Linked DNA regions of Mus musculus: all the other regions are linked to region 3. Evidence: chromatin loops called from intact Hi-C (ENCODE). Cell type or tissue: gastrocnemius. All regions are shown on one strand. Region 1 overlaps Atg2b (autophagy related 2B). Region 2 overlaps Atg2b (autophagy related 2B). Region 3 overlaps Papola (poly (A) polymerase alpha).

The links. Peaks named below come from ENCODE experiments on the same cell type or tissue, not always from the same donor. Only the 100,000 strongest peaks of a DNase experiment are listed, where the experiment ranks them.
Region 1: a loop joins it to region 3, with 2.1 times the contacts of the local background. A loop is called at or near these places in 5 of 42 quality-filtered maps.
Region 2: it touches region 3 in a loop (2.5-fold over the local background); 5 of 42 quality-filtered maps call a loop at or near these places.

The regions. Positions count from the first base shown.
Region 1 is chr12:105,645,031-105,650,030 of GRCm38, reverse strand. Atg2b (autophagy related 2B) reads left to right here. Exons shown (of 42, transcript NM_029654.4): 19 at 399-556; 20 at 870-1,042; 21 at 1,568-1,718; 22 at 3,079-3,278; 23 at 3,427-3,507; 24 at 4,553-4,659. Among named protein-coding and RNA genes, the nearest start is that of Atg2b, 38 kb to the left of the region's middle. In gastrocnemius, no CTCF peak of the experiment used is centred here; a DNase peak (open chromatin) is centred at 2,178.
Region 2 is chr12:105,651,937-105,656,936 of GRCm38, reverse strand. Atg2b (autophagy related 2B) reads left to right here. Exons shown (of 42, transcript NM_029654.4): 15 at 2,655-2,928; 16 at 4,306-4,408; 17 at 4,683-4,878. Among named protein-coding and RNA genes, the nearest start is that of Atg2b, 31 kb to the left of the region's middle. In gastrocnemius, no CTCF peak of the experiment used is centred here; no DNase peak of the experiment used is centred here.
Region 3 is chr12:105,806,655-105,811,654 of GRCm38, reverse strand. It overlaps Papola (poly (A) polymerase alpha), which reads right to left. Exons shown (of 22, transcript NM_011112.4): 6 at 4,437-4,490; 7 at 2,989-3,100; 8 at 2,223-2,312; 9 at 1,993-2,131; 10 at 546-618. Among named protein-coding and RNA genes, the nearest start is that of Papola, 24 kb to the right of the region's middle. In gastrocnemius, no CTCF peak of the experiment used is centred here; a DNase peak (open chromatin) is centred at 2,519.

The sequences.
Region 1 (5,000 bases), 160 kb after region 3:
ACTGTACAGCCCTGGCTGGTCTGAAACTTGCTGTGTAGACCAGGCTGGCCTGAGACTGCTTCTGCCTCTTAGGATTGAAGGCATGCTTCACTATACCTGACTGAGGTTTCCTCTGTAGTTTGTTCTCTCTCACCTTTAAAGTGTTCTCAGCGGTGTGAGTAGGGCGTTCAGTGTATTGACATGGCTGACACTAGGTGACGCCTAATTAGAGTCCAGTCTCAGATTCCTTTCTCTGCCATTGCTTTCCCATCAAAAGCATGAACTGCTGTTTTAAAGCCCCTTCACAGGATCGTTTTCCATTTCTGCTTGAAACCTTACTTCACACAGGATCCTGGGAAGAGGGTTCTCCGTCTGTCTGCACTGACAAGTTTCCCGTTCATCTTGTGCTCTGTGTCTAGGATCTTTAACGACTTGCTTCTCTGGGAGCCAACAGCGCCTTCACCAGTGGAGACACTTGAAAACGTTTCCTATGGCATCGGACTCTCCGTGGCCAGTCAGCTGATCAATACCTTCAGCAAAGATAGCTTCAGTCCCTTTAAATCTGCAGTTCACTATGGTAATGTATTTTTACATTGGTTCTGGTATAAGCACCTTATTTCTAAGTCTCAGACTTGTTTTCTATTTTTATGCTATAATTTCTTTGGAAATTTCTATAACTTTCCCCATGTCTGTGTCTATGCTGACAAGAACTCTGCTGCTCAAACGTGGAATCTTTGGAGTGATCGTGTACATGTTTGATATTCACTTAGAGGCCCCTCTCCCTCATGGTTCTGTCCTTTGTGAAAATGCAAAGTACTGTTGTGATCATTGTGAGCTGCTGCCTTGCTTAGCTGTCAGAACCTGTAATCGTAGGTCTTTTCCCTGCGTAGATGAAGACAGTGGATCTGAAGAAGAGACTTTGCAGTATTTTTCTGCTGTTGATCCCAACTATCGTTCCCGTAGGAAAAAAAAGTTGGACTCTCAGAACAAGAACTCTCAGAGCTTCCTCTCAGTGCTTCTGAGTATCAATCATGGACTAATGGCAGTGTTCACTGATGTGAAGGTATGGCTGCGCAGTCTCCTATAGTGAAGTGGGGTGAAGCTGTCTTAGTGTGGGGGTGGGGAGCAGTGTTCCAGGATGCCAGAGCTGGAACACAGCTGCTTTCTCTGCTGCTCTCAGGCCGTGTAGCCTCCCTGTAGACACACCTGCTAAGTCTGCCAGTGAGGGCAGTAATTGTAGCTTTTTTGGTCTCGTTTTAAAAGAGGGTGAAGCACAGTTATTTGTTACAGAGGACTTATTCACATTATGCACACACATTGTTCAACGTTTTGTCCCACTGTATCAGATGGCTCAGGAATCAGACTGCTTTGTGTGGTGTGGAAGAATTTCCTGAGTTAGTCAGAATGAGCATGCCAAGACACATTCTTTCTGCATTTAAATAATGGTTGTCGGGCATGAAGCTCAGTGACCAAGAGCCTACCTACTATGTGCAACTACTGTGTGTTTTAGGTTCTATCTACAGTACTGAAATTTGACCAAAAGAAATAAAAAGTGACTTGTAACCCCCACCCCCCATTGTTTTGTTAGCAAGAGAATGGAGATCCGATGGAAAGTAAGCATGGTGAATTCTGGCTAGAATTCAATAGCGGCTCGTTCTTCTGCGTGACAAAGTATGAGGGCTTTGAGGACAAGCACTACATCTGCTTGCATTCCAGCAGCCTCAGGCTGTACCACAAAGGTAGGGAATTGTGCATCTTCCTCTCCTCTGTTTGGCGAGTGAATTTCCTATCTGTTAAGGACAGTTTTGAGAATACAATGTTGATGTAAGTTGTATTCTGTTGGGAGTTCTGGTTTTGTTGTCAAAATCATACTTATAGATTAAAATTTTTTTGTTTTGAGACAAGGTCTTACTGTATAGCCAACACTGGTTCTTAACTTGAGATTCTCCTGCCTCAGCCTCCCAAGTTCTAGGACTGTAAGTACACACTACCTCACATGACTAAAACTTAGAAATTTTGAGTTGTTGCCTGAATTACTCTGTGAATAGGCACAAAGAAATGAAAATCTTGTTTTCCTAGTATTTCAGAATCTTAGTTTATTTTTGTTTGTTTGTTTTCTGAGTTTTTGCCCTCAGTTTTACCAACAATCACAAAGAAGTAGGTCGTTGCTGCCATGCTGGCCTTTGGCCCTATGCCACCAGAACCATGCTGGGTTCTGTGGGGATCTTTGCAAGCACAACCACCAGTAGAGTAATTGATGGTGTGAGGCACGAAGAAAGTCTAGTTCAACACACATCAGTAGCCAGTGTGGTTCAAACTGCAGAGTCTGACACTGGGCAGTTTATTTGAGGCATATTTCAGTACAACATAATTTGGAACAGTCTCCTGCTATAACAACCCTGTGTGCAGTGAAACTCTTCTTAAAGTGCATGTCATTTCTTCCATGGAGATGGCTTGTATAGATAGACCATCTTATGCAGATGGTGCAGAATCCCCTACCTCCAGTCCTGTTTGTAAGAGTCTGGGGAACCAGGTATGGCCCTAAGGAGAGCATAGGAGTCACCAGACCATGAACTGACTCCATTTCCAGCCTCCTGGGCAGAGAACAGGTTATATATCTCTTCCTTTGAAGCGACAACCCTGTATATTAACATTCCTGGCTTATTAGTGGTTGTCTGTGAGCACTAGGACCTCTGTGCCCCCAACAAGGTTCAAAGAAATGCAGACTTGTCCTGGAAATTATGTTAGAAATGCTCTGAATCTCAGCTGTCTCTGATAGTGAGCTGCTGCAGTGGGTTTTCTGTGCCTGACTCTTGGGATGGGCACATCAGGGCGCAGGTGAGCCAGAGTCGGGCATGGATGACCCTGAATCTGTTGTCTGAAGAGTACACAAGACAAAAATGAGTCATGTCCAGAACTATACTCTCCCTAATGTCTCATTTAATGTATGTGAACATTGCCTGCTTCAGATTCTGAGTAGCTTGGGTAAAGCATACTCAGCCTGCACAGAGAGTTTCGTTGTGAGTTGTGAAAGTCCAAACAATTACGGAGCTAATTTCAAGTGATCATATTGGTGTTTTTATCTCAACGTGTGTCTAGGCATAGTAGATGGAGCCATTCTCCCTACAGAGACGCGCTTGCCCTGTTCCACCCGCCCACACTGGCTGGAACCTACAATTTATTCCTCTGAAGAAGATGGCCTCAGCCGCACTGCCTCAGATGGGGTTGGGGGAGACAATTTGAATATGCTCTCAGTCGCAGTGAAGATACTGTCTGATAAGTCCGAGTCCAACACGAAGGTGTGTGCCTCACACTGCTAGCTAGGCTTATTGATTTGCTTGCTCTCCAAGGTGACTGTATGGGTGGCAACACCTTTGTTTTCTTAGAAAAATTTGAGTTGGGGATTCTGTGGATTAATGTGGTTCTTTGTGCTGTTCTGTGGCGCAGGAGTTCCTCGTGGCTGTGGGGCTGAAAGGAGCCACTCTACAGCACAGGGTGCTGCCCGCTGGACTCAGTTGGCACGAGCAGGTAAGAGCTGTCACCTGTCAAGTACTTTAGTAGCATTTACAAGTCATGACGTCCAGAAGGCAGGTGACTTTTTGCTCAAATTGCAGTCCCTATAGCTTCTCAGTGTCAGCGTTGCTGCTGTTAGATCAGTCAGGAAAAGAAGCGCATGTAGAGTGCCCAGCCTGGGAGAGCAGCAGTGGTGCTGAGTTCTGAAAACCAGAGATAGAGTTTAAACCAGAGTTAGGGTTAACAATATGCTTTTTATCTGTCTGCCTTCCTGCCTTCTTACCTACCTTTACCTACCTACCTACCTACTTATTTTTTCCATGTTTGGGACTAAGCCCAGAGCCTCAAACACACTGAGTGTTCTACTGCCCACTAGACTGCAAAGCCTTGCGTTGGACCCAGCAGCACATGAATGCAGCAGACGTCCAGGACATAGAGTTAAGGAAGCCGAGGATGACACTCAAGTTCCTACTTCCTTAGCTCTGCCTCCTGAAGAAACCAGATTTTTGAAAAGTAATCTTCAACAAAGACTTTCCAAGAATTGTTCTGAACAATATGTCAATTGTATGATTGTGCATACTTTTATTTTCATAAGATAGGGCTTTCTCCCATCCTGGTACTAAGTACCAGTCTAGTCCTGTTTAGCTTCCAAGACTGGAGGAGATTGAGAGTGTTTATGGTGGCATGACCACAGACGTAAGATGGGGTTTCTAAGGTGTCTGTGGCATTCAGTTATTGGATGTGATTCTTCATTTCAAGTTCCACTTTAGCCTTGTAGTTGTGTTATGTAAGGGGCACAGGCTGTGATAAGCACACACACACAGTAAGACATCAGACTGGGATAAGCACACACACATAGTAAGACAGTTGCTATAGACAGGTAAATGCATCTCTCCTCTTCTTCCGCATCCCTGTCAGGCACACACTTTCACAATGAATCCCTTCAGAACAACAGTGTTTTCTTAGAGTATCTTAAGTCACTCTGTTACGTATTTGTTAAATGTGTTCTAGCAAAATGTTATTTCTTCTAAAGCAGGTAGTTATGTCTTTGTGATTATAGATTTTAAACTTCTTGAATATTGCTGATGAACCTGTTTTGGGATATAACCCTCCAACTTCATTTACAACTTTCCATGTCCATCTTTGGAGCTGTGCACTTGATTACAGGTGAGTCCATTGGAACAAAGAACAGTTTTACTTGAAACACACTGATTTTAGAGCCACCAAGCCTGATAACCTGAGTTCATTTCCTGGGATCCAGTCATGGAAGAAAAGAACCAACTCCCCCAATTTGTCCTTTGACTTCCACACATGTACCACACAGCCATATATACACATATGTAAATAAATAAAGTATACTAATTTTTGAATAAATATTCTGCCTGCTGTGGGGTTACACACCTCCAACTCCAATACTTACCAGGCTTGGGGAAGAAGACAGAAGATGTGAAGCCAATCTGGGCTCCATAGTGAAATTCTGTCACAAAAAGAATATACCTAACAAGCAA
Region 2 (5,000 bases), 150 kb after region 3:
TTAGTATCTTTCTGACACGCTGGCTCATAGTGCAGCTGCCTCTGCTCATTTAGGCCTGTGAAGCCCCTTATAGAACTTATATTTCATCCTTATGTTTTTGGATAGTTAAGAAATTCTGTATTTTCAAACTCATGATGTTTTAAGAGTTCTTTTCCACAGCCTTAAGCGCTGTCCTGAAGGTCCCAGTGTTTACCATTTGGCTGACACATTAGCCACACCTTTGCCTCCCAGACTCATGCTGTCTCTGATTATCATGGAATCATTAATGTTAACTGGGAGGATTCCTCTGAGGACCGACCGTGAAAATATGTACATTATTATATAAGCTTTAAACCCACAGCAGCCATCAACATCTGACATTCATGGTGGCTCACACTGGCTGGCCCTGTCACAAGGGCAGGAACCATGTCATTCTGACCCTACAAAGAGCATGCTGGACTCAGCAAATATGCTTATTGGGGGAATTATTATGAGAAAGGTCCTAATACATTAAATTGACTATACGAGAGCAATATTATTCATAATAGTAAAAATTAGATATTTAAAAATTATTTTTATCTAAAAATTGTTTTTCTTCTTTTTACTTTTTGAGACAGGTCCTTACATATGTAGACCAGGCTGGCCTCAGATTCGCAGAAATCCCCCTCCTCTGCCTCCGAGGACTGACATCAAAGGCGTGCACCGCCATACCTAACATAGCAATGACTTCTACGTTTCTCTCACAGTTCTAACCTGGAACTTTATATTTAGTCAAGGATGATTTGATCTGCCTGTCTCTGGCTCCTGGGTGCTGGGATTAAAGATGTGCACAGTGCCGCCTGCCTGGTGATCTGAGCTTTTGCCTTCTCTCTCTACCCCACTATGCACTGATAATAGTGAGGTCAGTTGTTCACTCCTAACAGGATTGCGGCGTGGTATCAGCTGTATGGGAATTCCAGGCACGTGGCACTCTGGTTTCCCTTAGATTGCTGTTAGACGGAATCTAGACAGGAAAGTCACACACAGAAGAAAGGTTAGACAGGGAGCTGACAACATGTGGCGCAGTGGGGTCAGATTTCTTTCTTTGGATTTTGAAATGTCCTGTAACACACTCAAAGTTTCATTTCATAAACATGACCCAGGTGGAAGGGAAGACCAGGCAGCCCAGGAGCGCTGTGGAGAGCGGGGCTGACACTGCGTCACTGTGTCAGCCCAGGAGCGCTGTGGAGAGCGGGGCTGACACTGCGTCACTGTGTCAGCCCAGGAGCGCTGTGGAGAGCGGGGCTGACACTGCGTCACTGTGTCAGCCCAGGAGTGCTGTGGAGAGTGGTGCTGACACTGCGCCTCACTGTGTCAGTCAGCCCAGGAGTGCTGTGGAGAGCGGGGCTGACACTGCGCCACTGTGTCACTCTTGTCGGGGTCCAGTATGCAGTGTGGACTTGGAACTACACTGGGGCTCGGTGGCTGCAGTGTTGGTCTGTAGGACCAGGACCAGTCCCAGGCTAGCAGGCGGCTGTAGTGGGCAGAGCAGTGCAGCAGTGCGTGCCCGCAGGCTAGCAGGCGGCTGTAGTGGGCAGAGCAGTGCAGCAATGCATGCCCGCAGGCACAGTTTTGCCCTTGGTTCCTGGTGTTGGAGCAGCATTCCTTCCTTAGTTTTCATTGCTTCTTGTTGTTTAAGTTGTGGGCCGGTCTCTTACATTTGCTGACAAGCTCGGGTGTGTTGGGATGACTACATCATCTCCTGGAGTTCCTTAGTTTTGATTGGAGATTTGAGAGTGGAATTTATGTTAGAAAACCAAACAGGGAAGAGATAGATTTATGAAAACTCATGGTTTCTAACTTGAGAGAAGCAAGGGCACCAGCTAGAAGAGGGAGGGCTGTGGAGGAGAGCCAGTGGGCGCACAGCACATGAAGCCCATGCCGGGCTGTCATGACAGGGAGCTATGTGAGAGGGAGGACATTTTATGGAAAATTGGAAATCAACTTTTGTTTGAATGGATGCTTTTGACCATTGCGTATAGCAGTGATTTTTAACTGTAGACGTTAGATCTGCTTCTTCGTTCTAGCCTCATACTTCCAGAAATAAGACTCAGACTCAAAATATATTTACTAACACCTTGGCCATACACTCTCAATGTAGTGAAAGCTACATTCTTCTCTGTCTAGATTATAATGTAAAATAACCCATTTATTCTAATATACATTCTGCCACCTGGCTGGTTACCTGTGCTCGGGGAACATGTGTCCGTCTCATCACATCTTCCCGGGTGAATTTTCCTCACCTGGCACTCTTCCAGAATTCTTTCTGCCTCCTGTATATCCCACCTATTTCCTGCCTAAGCCATAGGTCATCAGTTTTATTATTGACAGGTGCCACGTCCATATAGGCTAAGATATTTACATTTAACCCTATAGAGTTTGTTAATAGGCTAGTTTATACCTTTTCCTTATAGTTTATGCTGAGATTTGGGAGGCTCAGTAGTGCCTGTCTTCATGTTTGTGTACTTTTATATGAAGAGTCAGCTGTTGCCAACAGGTCTGAATGGGCAGTAGCTGTTACATTTGCACTTGATTGTGCTAATATGGTAGTGGGTTGTTTGAACTGTGGATGCTGTGGCCCGTGGGGAGGGCAATGGCGCACACTGAACTGCTGAGTATTCCTCATCCTGTTTCAGCACAAGGCTTTCACGGAAGTGTTCCTAGATGACTCACACAGTCCTGCAAACCGTCGGGTGTCCGTACAAGTTGCCACCCCAGCCCTGCACCTGTCTGTTCGCTTCCCTATTCCTGATCTAAGATCAGACCAGGAAAGAGGACCCTGGTTTAAGAAGTCACTTCAGAAGGAGACCCTTCATTTAGAATTTACGGATCTGGAGTCCAAGACAGAGTTCGTGGGAGGATCCACCCCAGAACAAACTAAACTGGAGCTGACTTTTCGAGAGCTATCTGGTAAGACTGAACACACCTGTTCCGTGTGTGTTCACAGAGCAGACTTCATGTAGAACACCGCTCCTCACAACCTAAAATGGCAAAATTGGGAGCACAGTTAGAGAATAGAACAATAGCCCCTTCCCAGAATTGTGTGGAGAATTAAAAACAAAACAAAATAATGCAATGCTTGTTTGCTTTGGTGACCTTCTTATCTTCTATCTAGGAATGAGTGTGTTAGCATTTTCTGTCATCGAATACCACTTACTGTGTGTGATAGGGACTGGGTAGCCTGGGCACCACTCTGCCAGACCTGTACATGCAGGTCACAGACATGCTGTCCTTTCCAGCAGCAATTAATTGTCACTGCTGATCTGTGGCTGAAGAGGCTGTGTCTCCCTAGCTCACAGTGGTAAAGGCAACTATGATACCTGAGTCCTCTGTCACTACAATACAGCCTTTCCGGGGACATCATGGTAAAATATGACACAGATCTGCTGCATTCTTGTTCCAGTCACCAGCTCACCTCACACCCCTCAGCAGTCAGAGTTTCCCTGGGCTGTTCTGATCTCTGAGTTTGATGAGTTTTTGTTGATACTTAAATGGGAATTTGCCAGTGGCATTCAGGAGTGGATGTTTACATGCATTCTGCCATCCCTGGTTGCTGTTGGCTGCAGCTTTCTGTTTTACAGGAAGGTTATGAAGGGCAGGGAGAAGCCAGTGTAGTAGTTAGCATGCATATACAAAGTACACATCAAAGTATGCTTGTATCTTTATGTTTTTACTGCTCAGTTAGCTGCATAAGCTTATCTTTATCTTTTCTGCCGCACTGAGACTGAATTCAGAGTTTTACATGCTGGACAATTGCTCTGTCTCTGAGCTGTAGCTCTAAGCTGTAAACTTTTCTTCTCTGAAAAAATAACTGGGGCTAGAGAGATGACTCAGTGGTTAAGAGGACTTGCTGTAAAACCTCGAAGACCTAAGTTCAGATACCAACACCCACATAACAAGCTGAGCATGGTCTCACCTGTGCCCAAGAGTGGGTAGAAGGTAGTCCCTGGGGCTTGCTGCCTGCCAGCTTAGACAAAAAAAGTGCATGCTTCTGCCTCAAAGGAGTAAGATGGCGAGAAAGAGGTTCCCTAATTCCTCAAGTGCACACCAGGAAATCTTTACCAGTACTCAGTAGGTAGTGACTAGACATGTTTACTATAATTATGCGTCTCACACATGCAATACTAGTAAGAATTGTATGTGAATAAAAACTGGCCCATTTGTTAACATTGTGCCTAGCACAGGCCACATTAAGTTAGGACCAATGAGTAAGCACTGCAGAGCTGAGAATGGTGTATCTTCAGCACGTGAAACGCACGTGGCAGTAAAGCCATCTTGGTTCCATAGGGTCGTTCCAGGAGGAGAAGGGAGGGCCATCTGTCAAGTTCTTCCATGTGTCTGGTGGAGTAGATGGAGACACCGCATCGTCAGATGACTTTGACTGGCCACGGTAAGCAAATGTAGGGATGTAATGGAATTTCCAAAAAGTTACCCTTTGAGTTGGTAAGAATCCACTGCTAGTGGCCTTCCTTTCTGTTTTTACTGCGTTATATGTCGTGAAGTCTACCCGTCTGTAAGTGGGTTACAGTAGGCATGGGCTTTATACTTATAGATCAGGCTTATCAAATCGACATGTAATCAGTGTTCACTATGTAACCTGCAGAAAGTAAACATGTTGCCATTTATACTTATATCTTGATTTTTCAAATTATCTTTGCAATCAGAATGGTACTGAAAATAAACCCACCAGCCATGCATTCCATTTTGGAGAGAATAGCAGCCGAGGAAGAGGAAGAGAATGATGGTCACTACCAGGAGGAGGAGGACGGAGGGGCTCATTCCCTGAAAGATGTCTGTGACCTGAGGCGGCCAGCCCCGTCTCCCTTTTCCTCTCGTCGAGTGATGTTTGAGAATGAGCAGGTAAAGAGAAGCGTGGCGAGCACTGCAGGGAGTTACCCTGCTTGGCCGTGGGGAGATGCTTCCCCGCTTCCTCTCCACCCCATCCGCCTGCCCTTCCTGTTTTCTTTTGTGTCCCAGGTTGG
Region 3 (5,000 bases):
CTAGCGTTACTGACACCTATAAAGTCTAAGCAGTAAATGCTATCTATAACTTTCCACAAAGTGGGTGATCTTCCTTGACACAGTTCTGCATCTCTCAAACACCTAAACCAGAGTTTCCAATTATAGCACGGACACTGCAATCCTGCTTAGGAGCCATATGCTGCATACAAACACTATGCAAGAACTTTCTAAAACAAGCCAACTGAACAAATACTTAGAGCAAATAAAAAAATATACAGGGATTTTTAGTATCCTTTTATTTTTTTTTTAAAAGCACAAACGCCCATACAACTTTGACTTACAAGATAGTGCTATATGGAATAAGTTGTTAGTGAGATCTGTATAAACTGTGTACAAGTAAATGTGGCTTACAGTACAGCGTTACACTTCTCACACCGGAGGACAATTAGAGAGCAGGTCATCTATAACAAGTGAAATATGGGTGTGTCCACTCATATGTAAGAACTGGGCGGCCTCCTCCTTTATGCAGGTGACTTTTGTTATTGAATAGTGTGAATTTGTAGGGGAAAAAATAATACACTAACCCTTGGGTCCCACACAGGCAAATTAAGATTGCATTCTTCAGGCTGTTTCAATAGCACTGGATTTGGCCATTCCCTGTTCAAAAAGATTGTAGCACTTGATAAGACTATTGGACATTAGCATCTAAACGTTTCTGTTAAACATACAGCATTTGTGAATGCAACCCTGCTTCACTCACTTGGCATATACACCACAGCCTCTCATTGCTTTCTGTTTACACAGTATTGCTCTATGAAGTCAAATCAGGACAGCTTTATCATGTCAGACATCTGCTCTGCGGGGGAACTGATAAAGCACTATTCAAACAGTAAGCACCACCTCGAGACATCTAGTAGGTCCACCTCACCCTTGAACTGGGCTAATCCTGGTTGAGAAAAGACTCCTGTCTTCACACTAGTCCCTTGAACGGGTACATGGAAGTGACTTGTAACTAGAGGCACGGTGCGAAGGTTAACAAGGACAATGCTTCTGTGAGTACTATATAATACAGCCATGTTATAAAATGTATTAATGCTACTTCAGTTGGGTATAAAGATCAAAAATGAAAAGTGCTTCTCTTGCTTAGTATAAATCAAGCTGGCCTACTAGAAATGTTCATGGTTCTGTGTCTGACCTGATCACACCTCACTCACCAAGACAAAGGCAAAGCAGCACAACTATACTGGACAGAGCAGTTGCTACACATTAAATCCAGAGTCTGTTACCAAGTGACTACAAAGGAACAAGTCTTTCTTCACATTAAGAAAGGAAAGTGCTGGCAATATGAAAGATAAATCTCTTTAACTTGACTAAAACCCCAACTCTTGGTATCAAAGTAACTACTTCAAATTGGCAGTGTCTTGGACTTTTCTTAAATCCAAAACATTTGTATCTTAATTAGTAGATCTCTCCTGGGCTAACAAGTCTCAAAGATCCAGTGACTTCCATTTATTTTCAGTCACTTAACATATTTTTTTTTAAAAACTGTTATAGAAGTGACACATTTAAGGTTTTACCAAGTTAATGATGGCTGAAGGTAAAACACAATCACAAACAGCCTCTGGATAGAAGTGATCAGAATGAAAGGAATGGTGTGTGTGAGTTCTACCCACCCTAGTAACAGAGCAGATGGCAGAAAACATTACAGTGGCTAAGTTCAGAGTGTATTTGGAGGGTAGGTGGCAGAGCTAAGGAAAAGAAACTAAGGAGTTAGGTTTTCCTTTTCACACACAATGTCTCTTCCCAACACGGTAGCTGTATCTTCAACTAAAACTGGTTAGGTTCTTGGAGGGACTAGTGACTAAACTCAAGGCCTTGTGCATGCCAGGCAAGCAGTCTACCACTGAGCACTACCCCCTCAGCCCACAAACTAAAATTGAAATCTGAAACCAGCTGTAGAAATGTCACAGAAATAAGACTAAACTTCAGTGTCTACAATCAATTTTATTGTAATATAATCTAAAAACATACCATTTAGAAAATACCAAGAAAAATTTATGTACAAGAGTTGATGCTATTGCATTTGGATAAAGCTGGCAAGTTCTTGCTACTAGCATAGCCCAGGAAACACCACCGAGGAAACCTAATATATTGGAATAGATGTTGTGCCCTGTTGATAAGGGAAAAGCAAAAAGATTAAGTTAGTGTTGATGAAGAGCTTCAATGTTTTTAATAAGCTAGCCAACAAATTCTGAACTCACGTTTGGCCCACAGTTTGATGGCTCTCAGAGTTAACCTGAAGTTGTCAATGTTTGGTACTAGATGTAAAATTTCATCGGTTACCCTGCAACCTGATTAATGGGAGTGAGAGAAACAACATTAAGCCTCAGGTGTTACAATAGTATCATCATCAATTTTCTAAGACTACCCTCAAATTAAAGCCTTATTTGGTGGAATGACTATGTGAATTAAAAGGCATTAAAAGTCAGAAGGCATGAAGTCAAGCAGCTCTTTCCTGCTCCAAGCCGAATCCCTAACCACAGCTACCACACCTGGCAGTTTGCCCAGCCTCAGCCTTACGTACAACTCTTTCCTGAGGAGTGGAGTTAGTCCATCTACGCTTCTAATAGTTATCCCAAAGCACTGGTAATGAGCTATATTAACATTTTTAAAAAGAGAAAACCCTTTACACTTATCTGATAAGATTATAAAGCAACTATCAAATGCAAATTAATAAGGGCTACATACAGTAAAGCCTCGATCACTAGCAACATTATAAATGTCGGTCTTTTTAAAGATGTAATATACCATTAATAGCGGGGAAAGTGAAAGGTCATCAGTGAGCAAATCAACTGCCAGACACGGCTCTGTAGTCTATCCAGGGTAAAGAGTGTTTTAGTATATCCATTACGCATTTACACTGGCTACAAAAACCGTCATTACAAAGCATATGTTTTAAGAACTGTTATTTACTATTTGACCAAAAGCCCTTCAACTTCACAAAAGGAAGCAGGCTTTTTTACATACCATTAAGGCTTCTTATGCATCTTATATCTAGGTTTTTAAGCAGACTGTCATCTCGTAGGTCCAAATCTTCTGGAATAGTCTGCAGTGCTAATCTTGCAAACAAAATATCAATCTAAAACAAAAATAAAATCTAACATTCCATATCTGTCAAACTACTTTTATGGCATTTTCTATTTAAAAAAAATTCTTAAAGCCCTCTCATTGACCTTGCAATGGCTACAAGAACCTCACAAGAAGCCCATGCTGTATACACAGGCACATTAAACAGAGGCTAAAGCATGGGAACGGTGATATAAAATAGAGCCCAACAAACAGTACATATCGTTTCAACTGCTAACAAGTCTACTTAGCTTAAGTAGACACTGAATGCATACACTGAAATTAAGCTCTGGTTTAACATCTGTAGGAGCTGTAAGTTGGCTGCACACTTAAAGAGAGCAAAATATGAGCAAATTCACTCACAATGAGCTCAGAATGGAACTCACACATTTATTTTCACATTAAACACAAAACAATAGGTAAATAGTCACCGTATATTTTAATTACAGATATCTTTATGTTTAAACACTGTCTATAACTCAAAACTATGCAAATATAATCCTTAACCAAATTTAACAATTTTGGCCACTTATTAAAACCAACATTTCTGCCGGGCGTGGTGGCGCACGCCTTTAATCCCAGCACTCGGGAGGCAGAGGCAGGCGGATTTCTGAGTTTGAGGCCAGGCTGGTCTACAGAGTGAGTTCCAGGACAGCCAGGGCTACACAGAGAAACCCTGTCTCAAAAACCCCAAAAAATACCCAAAAACAACAACAAAAAACCCCAACATTTCAACCTTTCATAAGTTAGGTATCTTATATAGTAATTCTAAAAACTGCCCCTGCAACTATATTTTAAAAAAATAACAGCTAGCGATCATTCTTTCAGTATCTCCAGCTTTATCATCACAACAAGGTCATCACAACACCATTGTGATTACAGAAGGGAAGTGAGAATCAGTTCTGCGGCGACGACTCTGTGCTCCAAAGAGTCTAGGCGGGGCGGGGCACTAACTCTATGAAACAACTTAACGCTATGTCACTGCTCACACAGCCCCTATCTCTTCAAAGTATTTATACAAATTAACCTAAGTAAAAAGGCTACTTGGATAAACAGACTGCATACTTATTGCCTGAACTAGACACAAAGTTCACCTGGGAAGAAAATACCACAGAACTATTTTGCAGTAGCCTCAGTCCTAAGTCCTTTGCTCCCACTTCCGCTTAAAGAGTTAGAAAAGAGTCTACCTAATACACACGCTCTACAAAGAATGGACACCCATTTCCGGAAAAAAAATTGTTGGTATTAACCAACTCACAAATTCTTACTGGCAATCAAAATTGTATCTAAATGAACCAAGATCCAGAACAGCCCATACCAAAAAGCTGCCCACTAGGACTGGGCCTTACCTCTATTCCATCAAAACAGAGTTTGATAACTGGTACAAATGCCTCTTCAACAGCCTGTGAGGAAGTGAACAAGTTTAGTTCCTGAAGCTCCACCATAAGCCCATGTTAAATGCTTCCACTACCTTCTACTTAGTTTGAGCCAGGGTCTCAATTAGACCAGGTTGGCCTCAAACCAACCACACAGCTGAAAATACCCTGAACCTGCGCTCCTCCTGCCTCTACTTTCCAAGTACCAGAATTACAGGTAAGCTATGTGGCTACTATTGCTACTTTTAAAAACGGCACTGAAATTCTTTCACCATAATTTAGCATAATTCCCAACAAAAACAAGTTCTTAGCTGTGAGCTTTAACACCCCAAGCCTGGAGGTTCAAAATCCTCCATTTCTACCAAAGGAAATGTGGCTGTTCACACTGTGTTTGCTTCTGTTCCCAATCTGTAAGGAGTTTACAGGTTTATCATTCTAGTTTTATGTAAAATACAAAGACAAATGCATGCTGAGTGTTTAAAATTGCCTGGCAAAAATTGCCGGCTCAATTAAATGATTCCTCCACCAGTAAATACA